2 separate regions of the Mus musculus genome follow, and region 2 is linked to region 1. A link is a loop called in an ENCODE intact Hi-C map of the cell type or tissue named here. Cell type or tissue: gastrocnemius. All regions are shown on one strand. Each heading gives the region's core, and the rest is flanking DNA. Links, peaks and the distances in the headings are about the cores only.

What was found. Peaks named below come from ENCODE experiments on the same cell type or tissue, not always from the same donor. Only the 100,000 strongest peaks of a DNase experiment are listed, where the experiment ranks them.
Region 2: a loop joins it to region 1, with 2.7 times the contacts of the local background. A loop is called at or near these places in 2 of 42 quality-filtered maps.

What each region holds. Positions count from the first base shown.
Region 1 is chr10:45,287,176-45,291,568 of GRCm38, reverse strand. It overlaps Popdc3 (popeye domain containing 3), which reads right to left and starts at 2,264. Exons shown (of 4, transcript NM_024286.1): 1 at 1,994-2,264. Gm15934 (predicted gene 15934) reads left to right here and starts at 2,153. Exons shown (of 2, transcript NR_155869.1): 1 at 2,153-2,346; 2 at 3,936-4,258. In gastrocnemius, for the core only: no CTCF peak of the experiment used is centred there; DNase peaks (open chromatin) are centred at 1,905 and 2,194; H3K4me3 peaks cover 3,081 bases; H3K27ac peaks cover 2,991 bases.
Region 2 is chr10:45,215,236-45,219,628 of GRCm38, reverse strand. No RefSeq gene overlaps it. Among named protein-coding and RNA genes, the nearest start is that of Gm26016, 51 kb to the left of the region's middle. In gastrocnemius, for the core only: no CTCF peak of the experiment used is centred there; no DNase peak of the experiment used is centred there; H3K4me3 peaks cover 323 bases; H3K27ac peaks cover 2,413 bases.

The DNA.
Region 1 (4,393 bases), core at 139-4,138:
TAAAGAACACAAAGTAACAAGTCACTGTAGATCTGTGTGAATTAGCCCTGGATCCTCCTGGCTGGAGGGGGAGTCCCTAGGCTGGAGAAGGAGTCCCTGGGCTGGAGAAGGACTCCCTGGGCTGGAGGAGGACTCTCCACAGTTATACTGCAGGAGATTTAACCCATCTCCTGGCTGGAGGAGGACTCCCTGGGCTGGAGGAGGACTCCCTGGGCTGGAGGAGGCCTCCCCATGGTTATACTGTAGGTGATTTAACCCATCTCCTGGCTGGAGGAGGACTCCCTGGGCTGGAGGAGGACTCTCCATGGTTGTACTCCAGGTGATTTAATCCATCAAGTTCTAGTTATTTATTTTAGTTAATACCAATAATAATTTTTCCATTAACATATTTTACCCAATTTCTATACTTAGATAAAGGAGGATTTTTCCCTCTTTCCTTTAAAAAATGTAATTAGTAATTTAATATGTTCCTCTTTTCCACAGGTAAATTCAATCAAACTCTGTATCACTCATAACCCTAGCTGAACAGTATAATTACAAAAAAAAAAAAAAAAACCCTCAACAGGTTTGCATATCCATCATAGACATTTTCCAAAGCAGTTTTGAAATCTGCTTTGTTACACATCATAGCGAATGCTTCCAGATTCTCCTGGTCAGAAAGAGCAGACAGAGGGGCTGTAGCTGTCCACGTGAGCCTTGAAGATTGTACTCTGGGATCTTGGCTTCCTGTGACATCAACAGCATAGAACGAACGAAAGCATTCTCAAGCACAGGCTACACAATGATTCAGCTATTTTGAAAAACTAATTGGATTAATAAGCTTAACTATTGAATGCCTCCTGTTTAACCATAAAGTTTTGACAACAGAGAATGCTTTAGATTTCAGTTTGGCTTAGTATCTCAAACTATTGAAGACCACACACAGATTTTCCAGGACAGAAGAACCTCGGGTTATTTGGAAACTGGAACCAATTAATCCCTTTATTTTTGCAAATGGGGAAACTGAGGTCCATTTTTTTTGTTTGTGTCTATAGCTCTGTTGCTGTTGTTTTCTACCATGAAGGACAACACCTAATTACTGTACTAGCTTAGAATAAATATTTCGTGCAATAGATTTTAGAATTAAAAAATGAGCAGGGAAACAAAATAGTCACAAAAGGCAACAACAACAGGCACCAATAATACTTTTTCCAAGGCTGTCACTAAGTTTAATTGCACTTTTGCAAGCGTGCAAATTGAAACAGAAACATCAGGAGGGTGGGTAATTTTGTTATTTTTGATTCAATTTTCTTTTAAAAGTGGGATTCTAAACCTACTTTCCATTAATTTATTAAATGTTTATCCTTTTAGTATTTTTTTCTTTTTCTTTTTTTCTTTTTCACTTTCCCCAGATGTTACCTGGCTGAAATTTCTCCCCCTCGATCTTTGTACTGCATTTTGACACTGTCTTTGATCCTTTCCTACAATACAGACTCTCAAAACTAAACCGCTAAAACCAATCTTGATGATGAGATGACATGTGGGGTGTATAAATGTCGTTCTTTCTCTGGCAAGGGGATCTCCAAGTACAGAAAGCAGGTCAGAGTCTAGCTGCCCTTTGACCCCAGCACCTACCACACGCCCTAACTGCACAGACCCCAGTTGGGGTCTTAGTCTTGGAAAGGAAAGTGTTACAGGGCATGACTCGCCCATGGTGAAACGCACACCTGCCAGGGCCCCAGGATCTGCTTTTCCTCTCGAAATATTTTCCTTGGGGCACCAGGTGCCTAGGGCGCCGCGAAGGTTCTGGAGCACTGGTCTGGCAGCTTCGTTGGGGGGAGGACCGCTCGCTCTCCCGCGATCCCTAGGGGAGCTGCAAGCCACGCGGCGCGCACCGGGCTCCAGGGCGCGCACAGAGGGGACGCGCAACGGGGGTCTGAGCCTTTCCCCGTTCCCGGTCCGGGCAGCCCTGCGAAGTTGCTGGGCTGCCACTCCCGCGCGGCTCTCAGCTTACCTTCCCGGCCTTCACGACGCTCCCGATGGAGCCCGTAGAACTTTCCAGCCGAGTGAGCAGTGGCAGGCGGCTCTGGTGACTCGAAAACCCACGGTCCGAACCGCTCTCGCCCCGCTGCCCGCCCGCACCCGCCGGGATCCCGGACGCGTCCTCCCGCGCCCGCTCAAGCAGGGCGCAGCCGATCAGAGCCGCTCCCAGCGGCGGGGACGGGCTCGGGCGCGCGCTCCGAGGCAGGCGGGCAGCCAGCGGGTGCCAGCAGGGTGCGGAACTCGCGAGGCTCTAAGTTGGTAAAGACTCATGGTAACCAGTCTTCGGCCCAGACCCTGGGCTACCCTTGGTGGAGAGTGATGGAGGTGAGCACCAGCACGGGAAGCAACTATCTGCCTTCTCACCCGGCCACAGACAAGAAAAATCACCAGAGAGGTGTGGGATATATATGTGTACTGGGCAGAAAAGGGGCAGTGTTTATTTGTGAGTAAATAGGTTGGTTAAAGGGGGAAAAAAAAGATAAAGGACATAGATCATAAAAGACAAAACACAAATGCCACATAAGTTCAAATAATAGGAAAAAGGGGGGGAGGGGCAATTTAAAGCAAGTGTCACATGCATTTTTGCCTCTATGAGGTTTTTATTTTCTTCAGTAGACCAAACTACGTGGTAACTGTGAATAAATACGGGCATGACCTTTCCAAGTCGTGTTTGAGGAGGTTTTTACTGTAGATACTAGCGGGAGTATAGCCCGAGGCATCTGAAAGAGTCTAGAACAGGGAGAGTTTGTAGAACACTGAATATGAGCCACAGACTGAACCAGGCCATGCGAAGGTGGCACATGGGGTGGGGGTGAGGAAGAGAAGAAGAGAAGACAGAGAAGACGTAGATAAAGATCGCGGAGAGCTAAAAGCCAAGAGAAGGAACGACCAAAATGTCAGGATCCTGTAGGAACACGCAGCTGGGCGAAGGAAAGCAGGGGTAAAGAAGTTTAGGGTGGAGGGTGGGGTGAGAAGAGCTGAGACTAGCCAGGATGCTAGCAGGTACTTGCAAGGTGGAGACAGTGCTTTGATATGCTAATAGCACCGCAGTTAACTCTGAGTTTCCTTTGGACCTGACCAAAGGAGGAAAAATGAGACACACAACTTAAAGATTTCAGTGCCATCCTTTTTGCTGATTTTCATTTTATATAACCATTCTGGTAGAGATGACTCCAAGAAGGACATTTTTTTTTCTCGTGTTTTTTATTTGTTTTATTAGGTAATTTATTTTATTAGTTAGTTAATTTGTTTATTTGTTTGTTTGTTTGATTGATTTAGTAGTTACTTTGTTTGTTTGTTTGTTTGCTTGCTTTCTTGTTTTGAGACTGGGTCCCTCCACACAGCCCTGGCTGTTCTGAAACTCACTATATGGTTTAGACTGGCCACAAACTCAAAGGGATCCACCTGCCTCTGCCTCTCTGCCTCTGCCTCTCTGCCTCTGCCTCTGCCTCTGCCTCTGCCTCTGCCTCTGCCTCTGCCTCTGCCTCTGCCTCTGCCTCTGCCTCTGCCTCTGCCTCTGCCTCTGCCTCTGCCTCTGCCTCTGCCTCTGCCTCTGCCTCTGCCTCTGCCTCTGCCTCTGCCTCTGCCTCTGCCTCTGCCTCTGCCTCTGCCTCTGCCTCTGCCTCTGCCTCTGCCTCTGCCTCCCCAGTGCTGGGATTCAAGGAGTGTACATCACACTCAGCTCATTTTTCTAGTTTTAAAAACATGTATTATCACTGTTTATGTGTCTGCTGTGCAGAGGGGACTGGAGGACAGAGGACAACTTTGTGTAAGAGGTTCCTCTTATTCCACCTTTTCATGGGTTCTGCGGATCCAACGTGGATCATCAAGCTTGGCCATCTGGGCCAATCTGGGCCATCTTTTTGGTCCCCATGACAAACATTATTTATTGAGTAATCGGAATCCGTTTTAAGCCTCAGAACGACCACGAAACCAAGACTAGAGATGACAAGAACAAAGGCCAAGCATCCCAGTTTCTGTACCATGGACGGCTGGAAACCATTTGACTTCCCGGCCTTTGTTCCCACTCACCACTTTGGAATTTGCTCCAGTGTTCAAATTTATCTGGAGAAAAGAAAGAAGGCTAGAGAAGTAAGAAAGCCATGAAAGTTTATGTCAGATGCATTCTGGATTTGTGCTCGATTGTATGAGCGTCCTGTGTTTGAAATTGCTGGGATTATATTCATAATGTTAAGTTTGAAAGCTTAGAAGCAATAAAGTTATGCTGTGTGACAGATTCTGGTGGCTACTATGTTCTATGTTTCTTCTGGAGTGCAGGTGGGACCTGCTGTTAGAATAAGCGGCACAATCCTGGAGGTCCACCACGCTGCCGGACTCCCGTAGGAAGTTTTATTGGTAGAGGAGCCTCCAA
Region 2 (4,393 bases), core at 140-4,139, 72 kb after region 1:
TGCTGGGATTAAAGGCGTGTGCCACCACGCCCGGCTCTTAGCAGCATCTGCAAATAATTTTTGTGGCAGTGAATCAGAGTTGGCCTGGTCTCACTGCCCTGTGAAGCATGCATCATAGATTTTTGATGTTAGAGTTCAGGGCTCCGGGGACATTGCCTTTTGGTTCCTGAGAAACTGAGGCACTCCCTCGGGCAGCGAAGCATTCAGACCACCTGTGTGTCTCTGTTTCCTTAGAAGTCAGTGAAACATCTACAAGTTTGGCACAACAAACAGAGTTAGACATGAATCTTCTCTACCTTATTTTGCTTGCAACTGTCATCATCTCCTGACAACCACCATTATATTCTGTTTTCAATAAGTGTATAAAAAGTCTGATTGCTTGAAATAAACTTTTCTTAGCTTCAGCCTTACTGAGACCCCTCCAATCTGGTCTGGTTTTCATTCCCACTCATGATATCAGGAGACCCTGGTTGGTAAGTAAACACTGGTGTTTACAAGTGACTCTAGAACGGGGATCTGAAATACAGAAATTTAAGAATAACAAATACTTAAGGTGAAGACCTCCTGGTCGTGGTGTACACACAAGTGTAACAAGGCAGAAGGCATTGCAGGTACAAACGGGTCAGGCAAGGTCAAAGGAACGACACTTGTTTGCAGTTCTGTGAATTTTGTTGCTGGAAAAGTTTTTGTTTGTTTGTTGGTTGGTTGGTTTTTTGTTTTTTTGTTTTTATTTTCTTTGAGACAGGGTTTCTCTGTATAGCCCTGGCTGTCCTGGAACTCACTTTGTAGACCAGGCTGGCCTCGAACTCAGAAATCCGCCTGCCTCTGCCTCCCGAATGCTGGGATTAAAGGCATGCACCATCACGCCTGGCTTTGTTGCTGGAAAAGTTAAATCAGGACACCATCAGTTGATGAAATTCGTGGAGTTCATCAGCAAACTTCAGGCTTCTGTCTCTGAGGAGGGATCTCTGGATTCCAGAACTTGATCCCAGTAGGACCAATGAGCAGCTCAGGGAGATTAGATACAAGAGAACCAGAGGAAATTCCTAGCAATGCTTTTCAGCTCTGGAAAGAAATAAAAACAGTAGCTGATAGAAGTGACAATTAAATGAGAGATGAGGGTGACTGCCGCAGACCCTCTGGGCCCCTTTGTCTGCGTGGAACGGGTCTCTAGTCGCGGGTGGGCAAAGCGTCGGATGAATTGACAGATAGATGCACACAGGAGAGGTTGTGTAGGATCTGAATGTAATTTGTCAAATCAAGCATCGGACTTTTTATGCAGAAGACAATAAGGAAGTTGGGTGACACACCAGCAAGGTACAAAGAGGTAATCGGATGCTTAATGACTCTTACACAGAACAGAGGAATGAAAACGCAAAGACTGGTAGGAACTGGGCAATAAAATAACTGAGACAAAGTCAGCCCTATCTAAGGTCAGCTATAGTCTTAGAAGCCAGGTGTGAGATCTTTTCACTCCTAGGGCAAGGGCTTTCACACCCAAGTCATGGTTCTAACTAGGGAGTTCCGTTCTAGCTAACCATCACATGAATAATGCAGTACTCTAAAACCACAGCCCAATCTACTTCCTAAACCATTGTAAATTCCTGTATATGGGTGTAACTCAGCTATAGTTCTAAGTATCTATTCTGGTCTCTCCTACGGTCAGAAACTTCTTTCTTCCTTGGTGATGGTAGATTCCTGTGAAGGGCAGTGACCTAACTTTTATTCAAAGTGATAGTGTAATACCAGGGGCAGTACTGAATTCCAAGCCCAAGGTCTTGCTCAAGGACATTCTAGGACTGTTGGAACACTGGCTTTAGCTATGTCACAATTCAATCTTAAAAGGCACTTATAATAGGATAATACTAAGAGAGAGCACGTGGATTTATACACTAGACTAACACAGGAATGGAAAATTAATGTATGGGTTAGAGAGAACGCCAGACTCCAGGAATGAGTTTCTGTGAAACTCTTCTGCCTCAGTGAGTAGCTTCCAAGCCTCTCGGCTTGTCAAGCTGACTCGACCAGAGCGCGTGGCAGGTGACTAGGAAAAAGCCAACTAACACCGAGAATAGAAGAAAAATTAGAACCTGAAGTTCAACCTGGTTGTCGTTCTCCTTTTGGTGACTTTGCCTCTTTACCTCCTGCTCCAACTCCCTCCCCTCCTAACCCGGATCTATCAAGTGCAGCTCCTGATAACACGGAAACACCCACATCACCCCTACCTTCACTAATGTGTGAACTCAATGAGACAGTCAGTTCCTTTTAAACCATCATATAGGTCTCTGATGCAAGAGGCTCAGTATCAAGCCCTGCAGATGGGAGAGGACCTTGAGGGATTCTCTTTTTTCCCCAGAGATTGAAATATGCAATCCTAATAATGCAGAACAGCGAGTTAAACATTATATACCCATTTCATTTAAGACTCTTAGAGATCTTAGGTAGGCCTACTCTCAATATGGGTTAACTGCTCCCTATAGATTGTATAACCTTGAGTCTGTCTCTGTTCCCTCTGACTGGAAGATCATAGCAAAAGCTTGTCTTAGTGGGTGAATATTTACTGTGGAGGACGAGAGATGTCAAGACGAAGCTATTAGAAAGGAGCAAACTAATGTGCCTATAACTTTTAAGATGTCAGGAGAAGACATGGATAGCAATGCTCAACAGGCGATTTCATGTCCTCTGAGGCTTAGTGCTTTGGCACTGCAAGCACCGTGTAAGTTACCAGAACCTGGAGGAAGGCAGAGGAACTTTCTAAAATTAGCCAGAGGCTCGATGAGTCATATCAAGATTTTGTTTCCCAGTCAGTCACCGAATGGTCAGTGGACAGGAAGGAGAGGTCTTATTGTCAAGCAACTGGCATATGAGAATGCTAATGCTCCCTGCCGGACTACCTTCTATCCCTTTTGAAAGAAAGGAGAGATTAATGACTACATCTACCTCTGTGCTGATATTAGACCTTCGTATACTCAAGGGGCTATCTATGGATGTGGCCCTTCAAGGGCAGAAGGTGCTTCAACTATGTCAAAAATTTGTTGCTATTGCTTTAAAAAGAAACTGATGTTTCTTGATGCTTTTGTTATACATTATATGGATGCTGCTCTGCTTCCTGCTGAAAATAACAGATTTCTGGAAGGTTTGTCTGCTGAAGTTAAAAAAATAGATTAACTCATGGATTGATTACAGGCCCATAAAAATCATCATATTACTCCAATTTTATATTTAGGAAAGTTTATAAAGTCTTTATAGGGTGGAAGCTAGGAAGGACACCTTAAGAACTTGAAATGGTTTTCAAAAATGGCTAAAACATTTAGATTGGGCTAGACATAGGTTAGAATTTCCCACACCACAACTGCAACCTTTGTTTTTATTTTTTTTAATTTAGTTATTTATTTTACATACATGAACACACTGCTGCTATCTTCAGACACATCAGAAGAAGGCATTGGATCCCATTACAGATGGTTGTGAGTCACCATGTGGTTGCTGAGAATTGAACTCAGAACTTTTGGAAGAGCAGTCAGTGCTCTTAACTGCTGAGCCATCATCTCTCCAGCCCTCCAATTTTTTTTTCAAGATTTATTTATTTGGTGTATGTGAGCACACTTTCACTGTCTTAGGGCAAACCAGAAGAGGGCATTGGATCCCATTACAGATGGTTGTGAGCCACCATGTGGTTGCTTGGAATTGAACTCAGGACCTCTGGAAGAGCAGTCAGTGCTCTTAACTACTGAGCCATCTTACCAGCCCCAAGATTAATTTATTTTATGTATGCTAGTATTCTATCTGCATGTACACCTGCATTGGATCCCAGTATAGATGGTTGTGAGCCACCAAGTGCTTGCTGGGAATTAAATTCAGGACCTTTAGAAGATCAGCCAGTCCTCTTAACTGCTGAGCCATCTCTCCAGCCCTAATTGATATTCTTAAGAGGAATACTGATCCTGCATCCCCTAGAGAATGTACTGAGCCTACACATAGAACATGACGGCTGGTGGCAAATGCACTTAGGGAAGCTCAACTTCAGCATATCTTAAATACCTATGCTGTTTCTCCATAAATAGTAACACCTTCTTTCAACATCCCCACAGGGTTGCTCCGAGTGGAGAAACCACTAGAATGAATACATCTCTCTATCAGTCCAAAAAAGGTCATCACTCCATACTGGCATATGGTTCAGGAATTGATAATTCTAGGCAGGTCTTACACAAAGCAATTATTTGGACAAGAGCCAACAAAAATATTATATCCCTTATGATAAAAAGTTGGATTTTTTGATGAATACTTCAGTTGACAGACTTTTGCTGTATATCCTTTTCAAACTGATAATCATTTTCCTTCCATCAAGTTTATTGATTTTTGCATTAGAACGTGCTATTTTATTTCCTAACTT